Regions from separate parts of the Homo sapiens genome. Here region 2 is linked to region 1. Evidence: chromatin contacts called from ENCODE Hi-C or POLR2A ChIA-PET data. All regions are on one chromosome and are shown on one strand. Each heading gives the region's core, a stretch centred on a gene start or an enhancer-like site at or near the end of the contact. The rest is flanking DNA. Distances are from core to core; before and after follow the strand shown. Region 1 has its middle 47 kb from the start of AXIN2. Region 2 has its middle 15 kb from the start of LINC02563.

Region 1 (7,476 bases), core at 2,599-5,098:
AACATCTTGGTATTCCTTTGGGGAGCACCCTTCGGCTGCAAAGATGCTCATATGATCTGGCCAATTAGTAGAGCTTATCATTTTGGCTACTGTGATTGGTCCAGGGAGGGACATGTGACTTAAGTTGTTCCAATGAGAGTCACACCTGGGACTTGTGCCATGAATTCAGAGAATGCGGTGCTCTCTCCCTGTTGAAGTTTCTGAAATGGGATAACCAAATCCTTAGGCTTCTGGGGGCCATGGTATGAAAGGCTCCTATTTTGGGATTGAAGCCACTAAGAAGGAAATAGGAGCCACAAGATGGCAGGGTGGGGGTAAAGAAAAAGATCCACTAAGTCCTATGACTTTACTTGGGTCCTTAGATTCAACTGCTCTGAAAGCCCAGCCTTGGGAGTCAATAAATCCTGTCATCTTTTTTTTTCTTCCTCTTCAGTCAATTTGTCTTGGGTTTTTGTCATGGCCAACGCAAATAATTCTGACTAATAATATGGCTCCTGTCCTAGGGGTTGGGGGGGATCTATTCTCAAGGCCAATTTGGATGTCAGGGAGCCCAAGTTCCTGGACATTCAGGTGCATACACCACATGGGGAGAGATGGTTAGAGAGGGGGAATGGGCCACTTTGGAATACAAGACGGGAGTGACGAAGAGATGCTCCAAGTTCCAGTCACAGAGGATGCCATGTTGAGATGCTCATAAACAAAGCATAGGGTATATAGCGGCCATTTTAAAAAGTGCTTCTTGGGACCTAAGCCTCTTTGGTAGTCTTCTGCACATCACTGTCATTGCCAGCATCACCAGCACCTGCTGAGGACTACCATGGGCCTGTGCTGGGTGTGGAGGGGGTGGTAGGGGTGGGGAAACAGGCCATGAAAATGTGGTCCCCAACCCAGAGGAGCACCTGATTGAGAGATCATGATTCATTGGAGAAGTTGCTTGAATAGCCTGGCATGGTGGCTCATGCCTGTAATCCCAATACTTTGGGAGGCTGAGGTGGGTGGATTGTTTGAATCTAGGAGTTAGTGAGTCTAGTCTCTAGGAGTCTAGGAGTCTAGCAAGGAGTCTAGGAGTCTAGTGAGACCTCATCTCAAAAAAAAAAAGTTGGCGGGCTCACTGGTTCACACCTGTAATCGCAGCACTTTGGGAGGCTAAGGCTGGTGGATCACCTGAGGTCAGGAGTTGGAGACCAGCCTGGCCAACATGGTGAAACCTCGTTTCTACTAAAAATACCAAAAATTAGCCGAGTGTGGTGGTGGGTGTCTGTAACCCCAGCCTGAGGAAGGAGAATCTCTTGACCTGGGAGGCGGAGGTTGTAGTGAGCTGAGATTGAGCCACCGCACTCCAGCAACAGAGCGAGACTCCATCTTGGGGAAAAAAAAAAAAGTTGCTTGAATAAAACTTGTCTGAACATCCAGAGGAAGGTCACTGCTGAGCTGAGACTTCGGGGGTCCTGGGGGTGGTCAGGAGGACAGTGGAAGGGTAATTCAGGGAGAGAGAGCAGTTTGGGCAAGGGCAAGAAGGTGGGAAAGAAGTGAGAGTTGAGGCTATAAGGGCAAAGCAGGTGGTGAGGGGCTGCCCTGGACTTTTCCAGGTTGGGGCTTTACCCAGACGAAGGGTGGGAGTCAGATCTGTTCTGGGAGAAGCAGACCCTGGTGGAGGCGTGGAAGACAGAGAGGAAAGAAACCAATAGCCACAGCTGCCACCTTAACAGTTTTTCACTCCCCCTCCTCCCCCATTTTCTCCCTCCTCCCACACCTCTCCCTCACCCCTCTCCCTGCTCCTTCCTTTCTTTCTCTCCCCTTTCCCTGCCCCCCCTTCACCCATTCTCTGCCTTCCGCATCTCTCTTCCTCATTCTTCTTTCCCCTTCTTTCGTCTCCCCCCTGCTCCTTTTACCCTCCCTTCCTCCACCCTCTGCCCTGTCTTCCTGCCCCGCTTCTGCCTCCTTAGGGGCATAATCCCCCTGGGAGGGGAGTAGAACCTGCTCCCTGACCTCCGGCAGCCACAGTCTCTGACAAGCTTATTTTGGCCAAAAGAAGATGCCCCCGCCGCCCCCATCCCCAGCCCTAGGAAGGGAGGCCCTGAGACAGGAGAGCCCGGGGTGGGCCAGGGTTGCTGCCAGCCAAGAAGGGCAGTGAGGATTGAGCTGACTTGCTTGTTATTATTTTTCTCCCCTGGGGGCCATCAGCATAGACTTCTGGGCTTGGAGTCTTTATAGATTCTCACTCCCTTGGCAACACAGCGCTCCTGTCCAACCTGGAGTATTTAATTACCAAGGAAAAGAATGATTTTTTTTTTCCCTGAGAATCCATTTAATTATTTGATTGCACAGTAACCAAAGAGTGTGAGAGGCCTGTAGCCAGAAGGGACTTCAAAGCATTACCTTGATGTTGCTGAGTGGGGCATTAATGGGTTCTGAAGGCAGGAGATTGCTAAAGAGAGGGAAAGTATTCAAAGCGCCTCGCAATCCTGCCAGCAATCTCGAAAAATGCATAAACACTGGAATGCTCCGTCGGAGAGGGAAGGAGAGTTCAAAGGGACTGGGAGAGTTTTCATGTAAAGTTTAGAGTTTAAGGCGTGACTGTTGGCTATGGAGACTCAGCGTTTGAACTCTTGTTTATTAAAAACAGTTTCCCAGCCATTCAGCGGGTTCCCAAAGACAAGAGAAATGCAGACTTTTGCAGGGAAGAAGGTTGAAAGGCTTCATTGATTCCTACCTAGGGTTTTCCCCGCCTGCTCTTTTGTGCTTGTTTGCTGTCTTTTCTTTTCTTTTTTAATTTATTATTATTTTTTTGATCAAGTTTTAAAAGTCCCACTATCAGAGGGAGGAGGCCGCAGAGAGAGGTCTCCTCCCCGAGCCCCACCCAGGAGAGCAGGTTGCCCTGCCCCGCTGTTGGCTGTTGTGCTGGGAGGCTGGGGACTGCGCTGGTGATGCTTCCACCTCCAGGTTCTTTAGAGGCAAAGGCTGTGGGCTGGATTCTGGGCCCAGCTCTGGCTTGCTCAGAGGGTCTCCTGGCTGTGGGGTTCTCCACTTCTCTCTGCTCTTCCTTGTTTGCCTGGGGTAATGGAGGCAGCTTAGGCTCTCCTACATACGCCCTCAGATGGGGCTCAGAGAAGGCCTTCAACTTTCCAGGTCTCATTTCCAAGCCCAGGGACACGGGCTGGTATCTTGTAGTGACCCAACACTGTTCCTAAAATCCCATTTGACAGATGGTTTAGCTGGGCGCAGTGGCTCACGCCTGTAATCCCAGCACTTTGGGAGGCCGAGGTGAGCAGATCACTTGCGGTCAGGAGTTCGAGACCAGCCTGGCCAACATGGTGAAACCCTATCTCTACTAAAAATACAAAAATTAGCCAAGCATGGTGGTGTGCACCTGTAATCCCAGCTACTTGGGAGGCTGAGGTGGGAGAATTGCTTGAACCTGGGAGGTGGAGGTTGCGGTGAGCCGAGATCATACCACTGCACTGCAGTCCAGGTGACAGAGTGAAACTCCATCTCAAAAAAAAAAAAAAAAAAAGGTGGTTTAAATAAAATCCATAGAGGAACCCTCAAGCCACAGAACTGTCTCTGGCTCCCAGCTCTCTCCCAAGCGTCAGCAAAAGCTGAGCCACACTTGGATATCTGGTTGAGCTCCTTGTTCCCCATATCAGGAAGAAGTCAACTTTGCCTCACAGGTCAGTCTGGCCCCCAGAAAATGAGAGACAGTTCAGGGCAGAGCCACTTCTCATGGGCAACTCTGGCCTCTGGGAAATGTTTCTCTCCATCCACCCTGACCTTGCCAGCTTGGAGAAGCAGCCAGGAAGTAAGGGGCAAGAAGCGCTGGGCAGGATGCCTCAGCCCTGCCTGGCACTCACGCTGGGGCCCTTAAGCAAAACGCCTCTGTCTTCTCCAGCTTGTTGCAGGATGACGAATATCTGAAGCACATCACACAGGGACTGTGGCCAAACCCTCCCTGAATTAGGGCTTCTCTGTCCTTCCTTTGAGAACGTGGCTAAGGTCTCACCCAACTCTATACTCTCATTCACCTTTATTCTATGTGAAGAACAGGTTTTTAAACTAAATATTTTGTTTTGTTTAACCAGAAGCCCCCAGGCTACATTACAATTTTTTATTAAAATACTGTATGGAACCTATCCAGGCTCCCCACCCACACCCCCTTGGCTTTTTTTCATGGGAAGATGGATCGTCAGGGCAATTCCAACTGTCTTCATGACATAAGAGGAAAAAAATCACCAATTTCAAACCACAACGTTCATGTTCACACCCACGTGCATTCTCTCTTCCATATGAATTTCACTTCTCTCTGAGTCAGAGGCAGTGATGTGCCGGCAAACACTTCACGCCTGGCTCTCCAGGGGAACAAGCCCTGATGTGTCACATTTGCCAATTTCCATGGTGTAAAGACTTCCACCATGGTCGATTTCCAACTACCAACTTGAGGTCACTAAACTGGGAGTTTGGAAGAGAAGACCACGATCAGCTCTCAGAAGCCAGTGTGAGCTCATTCCAACTCACGACTGAGAAGGACTCCAAAACTGGTGAGTTTCTGAGAGGATTCTGATAGAAGCTGCCTTCTCTTCACAGTACCCTCATTCCAAAAGACTGCATCCTAGCTAAAAGGCTAAATAGTCTTTTGGCTTTATTTATTTATTTATTTTTGAGACAGAGTCTCACTCTGTTGCCCAGGATGGAGGGCAGTGGCATGATCTCAGTTCACTGCAACCTCTGCCTCCCAGGTTCAAGCGATTCTCCTGCCTCAGCCTCCCGAGTAGCTGGGATTACAGGTGCGCACCACCACACCTGGCTAATTTTGTATTTTTAGTGGAGACCTGGTTTCACCATGTTGGCCAGGCTGGTTTTGAACTCCTGATCTCAGGTGATCTGCCCACCTCGGCCTCCCAAGGTGCTGGGTTTACAGGCGTGAGCCACTGTGCCTGGCCTTTTGGCTTTATTAAACCATCAATGGATGTAGAAATAAAAGCATAAAGAATGTGTCATTGAGGCACGGGTTATTAACACTCGTTTTATCCTTTCTTTGTACCAGGCACCATGCAAATAGCACATGTGCAAATGGCTGTGTGTGTCTCCATACACACACATGTGTATGTATGTAATAATATGATACTATAATACTATTGGCTGACAGGGAGGTTTCTTTGTTCTTGCTACTCTGTTGGTTCCACTCTCCTCAAATTCCTATTAGAAAACATGGATTCAATTTTGTGGGATGTGTGGGGTTTCCCAATTTCTGTACCTAAGGTCTCATCCAATAAAGAAAATAGCTTCACTACTGAGATGTTTGCTCAGGCTAATTTACAAGGTAGTTAACTGATGGATGGGAATGACAAAAAAAAAAAAAAGTATTTTGAAGTAGCATTCAGAGTAATTTTTCTTTCTTTTCTTTTTTTTTTTTTTTTTTTTGAGACAGAGTCTCACTCTGTCACCCAGGCTGGAGTGCAGTGGCACAATCTCGGCTCACTGCAAGCTCCGCCTCCCAGGTTCACACCATTCTCCTGTCTCAGCCTCCCGAGTAGCTGGGACTACAGGCACCCGCCACCATGCCCAGCTAATGTTATATTTTTGGTAGAGACAGGGTTTCTCCGTGTTTGTCAGTGTGATCTCGAACTCCTGATCTCAGATGATCCACCTGCCTCGGCCTTCCAAAGTGCTGGGATTACAGGCATGAGCCACCATGCCCGGCCAGGGTCATTTTTCTAAAAGTCAATTTTTCCAAGGTATAATTTGTGTAAAATGAAATGCTTCCCTTTTACCACAACCAAGACCTAAAACATTTTCTCCACTCACATGCCCCTTTGCGATCAACCCTCACTTTCCCACCCCCAGCCAGTGGCAATCACCAACCTTTTTTCTGTCACTATAGATTAGTTTTGTCCAGGGTTTCTCAGCCTTGGCACTATTGACATTTTGGGTCAGTAGTGGATAATTTGGATAATTCTTTGCTGTGGGGGTCTGTCATGTACATTAAAGGATGTTTAGCGCATCCCTGGCCTCCTTTCACCAGATGTCAGTAGCTTATCCCAACTCGTGACAACCAAAAATATTTCTAGACATTTCCAAATGTCCCTCGGAGGCCAAAATCATCCACTGTTAAGAAGTCTAGAATTTCCTATGAATGGATCATTTAGCACCTACTCTCTCATGTCTGGCTTCTTCTTCTTCTTCTTTTCTTTTCTTTTTTTTTTTTTTTTTTTGAGATGGAGTCTCACCCTGTTGCCCAGGCTGGAGTGCAAAGGCGCAATCTCAGCTCACTGCAACCTGCACCTGCTGGGTTCAAGTGATTCTCCTGCCTCAGCCTCCTGAGTAGCTGGGATTACAGGTTCACGCCACCACGCCCGGCTAATTTTTTGTATCTCTAGTAGAAATGAGGTTCACCATGTTGGCCAGGCTGGTCTCAAGCTCCTGACCTCATGATCTGCCCACCTCGGCCTCCCAAAGTGCTGGGATTACAGGCGCGAGCCACCGCCCCCAGCCTCATGTCTGGCTTCTTTTGCTCAGCATAGTTTTGGGATTTATTGTATACGTAAATAGTTTGTTTCTTTTTATTGCTGGTTATTAGTCCCTTGCATGATTATACCATACATAACATGTTTACCTGTTGATGGACATTTGGGTTGTTTCAAATTTGGGGATATTATGAGTAAGTCTACTACTTCAGACTTATTCATCCATTGGGATGTTCAGTGGGGCCAGGTGTGGTGGCTCACACCTGTAGTCCTAGCACTTCGGTAGGTTGAAGTGGGTGGATTGGTTGAGCTCAGGAGTTCAAGACCAGCCTGGGCAACGTGGCAAAGCCCCATCTCTACAAAAAATACAAAAGTTAGCTAGATGTGGTGTGGTCCATGCCTGTAGTCCCAGCTACTCGGGAGGCTGAGGTGGGAGAAAAACTCGGGCCTGGGGAAGTTGAGGCTGCAGTGAGCAGAGCGGAGAGTGTGCCATTGCATTCCAGCCTGGGGGACAGAGTGAGCCCGTCTTAAAAAAAAAAAAGAAGATTCTCAGTAAATGCCCAATAAGCATCTGTTTACAAGTCTGGATGGCCATATGTTTTCACTTCTCTTAAAAGTGAAATCATTGGTTTGTATGTAAGTATATGTCTATAAGAAACTGCCAAACTGTTTCCCAAAGTGATTGTATCATTTTATATTTCCACTAACAATATGTGCAAATGTATGAGATTCCCAGTTGTCCCACATCTGCTCTAAGGTTTGATAAATCTTTTTAATTTTAAACATTCTAGTGTCTATGTAGTGTAGTGCATCTCATTGCAGTTCTGTGATGACTAATGACATTGATCACCTTTTTGTGTGCTGTTGGTTGTTAGTATGTCTTCTTTTGGGAAATGTCTGACCACATCTTTTACTTATTTTAAAAATTGGGTCTTTATTTTATTTTTGAGGTATAAGAGTTCTTTGTATATCTTGGTACGTCTTTTGTCAGATATTTGTATTTCAATTTTTTACC
Region 2 (7,476 bases), core at 2,023-4,522, 42 kb after region 1:
GTGAATGGGTTGGCTCATTTTCTCTCTGGTGTCTTGAATCCAGTTTTCTTGGACATCAATTTCATTCTCTTCTTTCTTTGTAGACTAGCCTTTTCTGTTCTTTAGCCCCCATGGCACTGCCAGCAGGCCCCTGGCTTATGACTGTTTATGTTACATTTCCAGTTTCTGCTGAGACAGACTCTTTTGGTCACCATTCCCAAGAGAGGGGGCCAGATTGGCCCAGACTGGGTCAGGTGCCTATTCCTGGACCAACTGGCTGTAACCAAGGTCATTGTCATAAAGCAGAAACAAGGCACATTAGGAGCGTCTCTGTGGAGATGGGCAGACATTTTGATAAGTGTCAGTCTTATAGCAGTGACTTGTGAGGAGGACGTGGTACCAGACTCTTCGGAGATTGCTGTTGACCTTCCCGGGATGACCAGTGAATGAATGGTTTGAGATGATTAGAGCAGGAATGATGATTTTTTTAAATGGTCAGAGCTTACATTGTTATTCTCTGCCCTTAGAAGATCAAACAGGAAGCAATGGGCTTAATTAAAATGGAAGAATCTTTGACTAGAATTTGATGGATCTTGGTGAAACCATCTGGTATACCCCTTCTGTCTTCAGTCAGGTAAAATAGTTATATCCTCAGATGTGAAGATTGAGGAATAATAATTACCAAGTGACTGAGAGGGGGTCAGAAAACAGGCTCTCTTGCTTCTTGGTATAATTTTTTCCCTCTGTGGACAACTTCCTCGGTATCTAGAATAGGCTAATCATATAATGCAAAAAATAATAAATTCAACAAATAAATACAAACATAGCTAACAGAGTATGTGTGCTTGCTGCCAACAGGCTCTCTGCTAACCAATCTAGTGAGATAAGTATTATTACCCCCATTTTAGAGATAAGAGTTGAAATAACTCGCCCAAGGTCACAGTTAACCAACAGAAGAACTACATTTGAGCCCAGTCTGGCCTCACAGTCTGTACATTTAACCTTGATCCCATTGATACTTTTCTAACACCGTATATTTAGAACCATTGCTCCATCTACCAACTCTGCTGAGAGATCAGACCTGTGATTGTCGAGAGATCAGACCTGTGATTGTCCTGATATCATGTAACCTTCCACCTCAGCTGATTGGACCAGAGGAAAGCACCTGACCCAAGAGCAACCAGTTCATTGGCTGGCTGGTAGCCTATGGGGAGCTCTTGTCTGGAACTTTCTTAGCAGGGGTAAGGGGAAATAAATTAGGTTCCTCAGAGTATCTTTCTTTAAAATTTGAGCTGAAGGTATAGAAATTGAGAGTCTAGCAGTTAGTAGTGGGGATAGAGTCACATTAATAATCAGGTGCTACAGAAGATGCAAGAGAACAGTGTCTTGATTCCTGGTCTTCCTGTCATTTTCTGCATCTCATTTAACCTTTGGAAAGCCTGAGTTTGGAGCTGTTCTGGGATTTTTGTGAGAATTCTCTTTCTTACTGACCCAAGTTCCTTAATTTAAATTTGAGGTAGCCCTCAAATTTAAGGGGGTCCAATTAAGCCTCAGATCCTTGCTTCTCAAAGGCCGGAGGTTTTCATTGTGCAAATAGGAACAACTTGGATATCAGATCAGAATGGAGGCAATTAAGTGAAGAAAGGTGTAAGATTACTGTGCCAGGTGAGTGAGTGATGCTCTATCTATCTATCTATCTATCTATCTATCTATCTATCTATCAAACAATCATCTATCTGGAATCATCAATAGCTGGAATAAAGGGTGAGATATTTGCCTGGTCAAAGTTGAGAAGATAAACTGGTATTCTGTGATCCACTGATAAGGGCTTGTCTGGAAACTGAATAACTCTGTGGGTGTTAAATGATCTCATCTGGATGAACTTCAGCATCTGTGAGTGCTTGATGAACTATAATTAGTCCTATCTATCTTGGTCAAGACTATTTGGGTTCTATATAATAGAAACTCAACTCAAACAAACTTAATATAAAAAGAAGAAGAAGAGGAAAAAGAGGAGGAAGAGGAAGGGGAAGGGGCAGGAGAAGGAGAGAGAAGAGAAGAGGAAGGGAGGGACGGAGGGAGGGAGGGAGGAAGGAAGGAAGGAAGATCGATCGATCAAGAAATCTTTTGGGATTGGGTTCAGAAACGGCAATTTCTGTGCTGTCCGACAGAACTTTCTATCATAATAGAACTCTCCTATATCTGTGCTGTATAGTGCAGTAACCACTAGCCATGCATGGCTATTAAACACTTGAAATATGAATAATGTGATTGAGGAGCTGAATTTTTTATTTTATTTTAGTTAATTTTTAGCTTTAGTTAATTCAAATTTAGATCTAAATAGCTACACACGGCTAGTGGCTACTGTATTAGACAGCACAGATCTAGATCCCAAACTGTGCTGTACCTCACTCTCCTGCGGGTGCTCTCATCAGCTTTTCTTAGCTCGTGGGTCCGTGTCTGAACCAACTGTGTTCACGGAGATTGGGAACTGTGGCCAGGTCTGGGTCACATGTCTGACCCCGTGAACAAGGTTCACCTTGTCTGAACCACATGAAATGGGTCCCTAGTGGAAATCCTAGTGGAAAGGGGATTTCTGTATGAAAAGTAGAGGAAAGAGAATTAGCTGGACCAGCAAAATCTCTATCCCTCAGAGACCACCCTCAAGGTGCCGTATGTCTTGCTGAAGAGAAAGAAGGAATGGGGACAGGAAGGATGGGCATTCGCCTGACAAATATTCATGGAAATCCTTGGTGCCAGACACTGCGTTGGATGCTGGTGACGCTAATGAAGAAATCATGTCAACAGCAAGAGAAACAGACTCTATGCTTATTCTCAGTCTGGTAGAGGAAGCTGACTCCTAAAGAAACAGTCACAAAACAGGCAAAACATCCCAAATATAGAGGAATGAACACAGCCTTATCAGGACAGCTAATTTTGTGTAAATTTAGCAAACTGCTGATGTGCTGAGAAGTGATTTCTGTATTACCCCCTCCTTAAAGGAGCATTAAGAAAATTGCTTCACTTCTCGCTCTCATTTTTTTTTTTTTTTTTTTTACATCAGAAAATAAAGTCCAGTCTCAGAGAGGGGCCAGAGTCTGGTGGATGGCTAGGCATGACTTGTCTAAAAATAGAGTGGAGGCTGATTAATGAATGTCTTTAAAACAGAGATCAAACCCAGAAGCTGTACCAACACAGCCGACATGCATTCCTCTGGGGCTTAACACTCCTTTAGAGAATTGCTCAAAACTGGGTTACTCAAGAACTTGGCCCGCATGCCCGACACTCCACTCAGCTAGAGAGGGAACAATTCTCGGGTAGTACTGCCTGAAGGTGGCATGGGGTAGAGGCCTCCAGTCCTCTTGGCCTTCCTTCCCAGTCCCAGTCCTGCCAGGGCAGTGCCTCTCCTCATCCCACCAAGCCCTCTGTGGGGTCAGGATGGTCTGCAGCCAGCTTCACCATCTCCCAGAAACCTGCCCCAGCCTTGGTTAGCCTAGACCTCTGGGTGTGGGAACCACAGGCAGCGGGGTTTTAGATTATTGAGGGATGTTTACTGACTATTAGCCCAAGTTATTCCTCCAACAAGCCTGTGAGCTAGATCCATATTAGCTCCAGTTTACAGATGGGAGAGATGAGGCACCCAGATGTCGATAACTTACACAAAGTCACAAAGTTCGTAGATGGAGAACTGGGATTTGAACCCAGGAACTTGGTACCAGAGTCCACATGCCTGACCACCTCCCACACTGTCCTTCCAGCTATCCTACAAATAGGTACTATCCCTATCCCCATTTTACAGATGGGAATGAAAATGTCTGTCTGATTGAGAGAAACAAACGGCAAGGTGGTTGGAGACCTGGAGCCCCAGGTCCTGGTTTGGGCTCTGCACCCAATATATCTGTGACCTTGGGATTGTTACTCACCCTCTCTGAGCTTCAGTTGTGTCATCTGTGAAAAGTGGTAGCATCCTTACCTTGACTTGTGGTAGCCATTCCTTTGAGCTTCTAGAACATGCTGGGCCTCGCACTGGTCACTCCACATGGTTTATCCCATTTAATCTTCCAAGAGCACTCAGAGGCTGAGGACACCGGGAACATATCCCAGGTCACCCACAAAGAGATAGAGTTAAGAATTTGCCAAGAATTTCCCAAGTCTGTTTGCTTCCAAAGCCCCTCAGTTTCTCTCTATTTGACAATAGGAGGCTTACATGAAGTAACAGGTTAAAAACCTCCAGGGAGAAAAACACTGTGCCTTCTGCCAGTGAAAGGTGGCTGGATTCTACTGATCAGCCCCAGGATTTCTCTGGGGAGTTGTGGGGTGTGCAGAATGTCAGCAACCTAACCTCTGCTTCTTCCCCCTCCGCAAATGCAAGGGAAAGGTCTCGATAAATGGAAGGCAGAGCAGGGGGCTGTGGGGGCAAGTGACCACAGACAGACTGTGGCCACCAACGCTGAAGGAGGGAAGACTGCGGGACCCACTGACTTCTGCACACCCCATTCTCACCTCCTCTCCAGAGTCAGGTGCATAAGTCAGGCTGTGATGAAACCTGCAGCCACCAAAGAGGTTTACGGTCCCTGCTTCCCCGCTGGTTGATAAATGATTGCTTTTTGGCCGTCACCTACCCCACCCTCCGATTTTCTATTTTGAAGCTTACTCAACTGCAGAGAGAATTCTCTTTGTCTCTTGAGGACACTAAAATATGGTACAAACAGTCTCTGATAATAAATGCCTTTTTTTTTCAGGGGATCAAAAACTCCCCAGACACTTTCAAAGCAAGCCAGGGTGCTTTGGCTATATCGTGGGGATAGCCTGGAATTCAGAGCGGCACAGGGGAAGGGGAGTTTGAGGACTGGATCGAGGTGGTTTCCAAGCTCCTCTTGTCAAACAGAGGGCAACTGGGAACAGAGTGGGGGAGGGTTGAATTCCAGACCCCAGGGCTAAGGGGTAGGAGAGGACCTCTGCTTCTCCCCAGTGGAGCTCCTAGGGGAGGCTCCAGCAGCTGTGGGAGGCTCTGCCTGGAGGAAGGTGGCAGACTGGGCCGTGGTGGGTACATACGAGGGTGGCAGCTGGTACTCTGGGCAGTTCCAGGCTTGGAGGAGTAGCTCTGAATGGTGAGGGTTGCCATGGCCACTGGCCTGAGTGGGCAGCTTCCAAACAAGGTGAATACCCCTTCCTCTCCGCAGGGCCTCCCAAAACAAGGAGGGAGGCAGACAGCCAGCTGCCTCCAGCCCCTGGGCAGCCCCACCTCTCCTCTTGAGCCAGGTCTGGACTGGCTCTAGCCTTCAGCATGGTGTCTTCGTGTGCCATTATTCCCCAGCCAGCTGGACTCTGGTTAAAGGGGCTAGGGGAGGAAGGCGTATGGCACAACCCGAATATCCTTCTCCTTCTTTTTCATGATGTAGGGTTTATGGGCATGGACTTGGAGCCAGGCACACCTGCATCTCAATCTTACTCTCATGCATATTGTCCATCCTCTGTATTCACTGTCATTTTCTCTGTAACACGTTACCCAACCCTTAGAGACTTAAAAACAAAAAAACTACTTAGGATGCTCAGGTAGGAGGATCGCTTGAGCCCAGGAGTTTGAGGATGCAGTCAGCTATGATTGCCCCATGGCACTCCAGCCTGGGCAACAGGGCAAGACCCCATCACTGAAAAGAGAGGGAGAGAGAGAGAGAGGGAGAGAGAGAGAGAGAGAGGGAGGGGGGGAGAGAGAGAGGAAGGAAGAGAGAGAGAGGCTTAATTTTTTTTTTTAATCTCTCAGTTTCTATGGTGAGGAATTTAAGAGTGGCTTTCCTGGGTGGTTCTGGCTACAGGTCTTGCATGAGGCTGTGGTAAACACGTCAGCTGAAGTTGGAGAATCTACTACCTTGGCAGCTCACTTACTTGGCAAATTGGTGCTGGCCATTGACAAGAGGCCTCAGTTTCTCCCCATGCCAGCCTCCACACAGGGCTGCTTGAGTGTCCTCATGACATGGCGGCTGGCCTCCCCAAAGTTAGCCATCTAAGAAAGTGATGGGAGCTTCCATGTCTTCTATGATGTAGCCTCAGAAGTCACGCACCCTTGTTTCCACCACATCCTATTGGTTACATGGATCCGCCCTATTTGATGTGGGAGAAGGTCACAGCAGGACATGAATACCAGAGGAGCACCGTGGAGGCTGGCTACCATATTCTTCTTGGGTTTTGGTTTTCTCTATCTGGGGATAATAACCACACTTACTTTGTAGTATTATAATGTGGAGTGGTGATAATAGAAATACCCTCAGTCATGGTACCTGGCACAGAATAGATGCTCAACAAATTATGATCTTCCTTCAATAGTCATATAGTGGGAATAATATTATTACTTTTCAATGATAGAATAGTGCCTGGGCTACTGTGTTTCAAACATTATTCTAGTGCTTTATCTTCATTTGCTTATTTAATTTTCACAACAATCCCCAAGAAGTAGTTGCTATTATCACCTTTTTTTTACAAGAGGAAACTGAGGTCTGGAAGCTAGTGAATGTGGAGATAGGACTCAAACCCAGGCAGCCTGACTTCCAAACCCATTCTGTTTACCCCTAAGCCCAAGAAGCCCCTCCTCTTAGAAGTCTTTTTGGAAGCATCTTTTACAAGCATCTATTACAAGCCTGATTAATGGCTTCCTTCTCCCTGCTCTGTAGATCTAGATGGAAATGAACTGGAATGGGACATCTGGCTTGCCCACTTCCTCACTGTGTGATCCTAGGCAAGTTTCTTCACTTTCTGATCTTCAGATTCCTTGTCTATGAAATAGGGACACCAATCACATCCCAGAACTGTTGAGAGGATGAAATGAGAGCCTGTGATATCACCAGTTAAGTGAAGATGCCCAAGAAGTTCACTCTGTATTTGCAATGACCTGCCCTTTTCTTGATCTTTGTTTTGTTTTGCTTTGGTTTTGAGACAGGTTCTCACCAGGTTGCCCAGGCTCATCTTGAACTCCTGGACTAAATGATCCTCTTGCCTCAGCCACCTGAGTGCCTGAGACTGCAGTCATGCACCACTGCACCCAGCTCCTTTTCTCCGTCTTGTTCCTTTCCTTGTAACAAAACTGGTACTGGTTGCCTTCCGACGCTCAGTGATAGGACCCAATAATAAAGACTGTCAGTCACTCCTAAGCCTAGCACCTGCAGCTTGACCTTGCATCAGAATGATTGGCCTGGACAAGTGGCTGAGTGTAGGGGAGGGGAGAAGGAGACCCTGCACCCCGTGATTCTAGAATCCTGGGGTAGTTTGTGGGTGGTGGTTCCAAAACTGAGCATAGGAACAAGGAGGAGATAGGATGTGGGGTCCTGTAAGCCCTGTGTGTGACCCTCTTTCTGTTAGGCCTTTGCCCACTTCATGGACTATGACCCAGGCACTTTGCAGGATCATTTCTATCTCCTCAGTGCTTCACTGATACACCCTGACCTATAGTAAGCACTTATGTAGGACGTCACTTGGGTGATGAGCAGTTACATAAGATGACAT

The links. Hi-C counts contacts between places; a loop is a spot of excess contacts on that map. ChIA-PET counts read pairs that join two places held with the same protein, here RNA polymerase II (POLR2A). Pooled maps may share reads with other maps.
Region 2: a loop to region 1 is called in a map of esophagus muscularis mucosa, with 2.5 times the contacts of the local background. The contact joins two enhancer-like sites. A Hi-C loop is called at or near these places in 3 of 168 maps with a recorded cell type or tissue (esophagus muscularis mucosa, naive thymus-derived CD4-positive, alpha-beta T cell and prostate gland) and 3 of 50 pooled maps. POLR2A ChIA-PET finds 5 or more read pairs at or near these places in 4 of 52 experiments (Caco-2, MCF 10A, WTC11 and 1 more).

The regions. Positions count from the first base shown.
Region 1 is chr17:65,511,130-65,518,605 of GRCh38, reverse strand. No RefSeq gene overlaps it. Among named protein-coding and RNA genes, the nearest start is that of AXIN2, 47 kb to the left of the region's middle. Within about 2 kb of position 3,848, at least 2 of the 41 ENCODE cell types and tissues checked have a DNase peak (open chromatin) inside an H3K27ac peak, as active enhancers do.
Region 2 is chr17:65,468,532-65,476,007 of GRCh38, reverse strand. No RefSeq gene overlaps it. Among named protein-coding and RNA genes, the nearest start is that of LINC02563, 15 kb to the right of the region's middle. Within about 2 kb of position 3,272, at least 7 of the 41 ENCODE cell types and tissues checked have a DNase peak (open chromatin) inside an H3K27ac peak, as active enhancers do.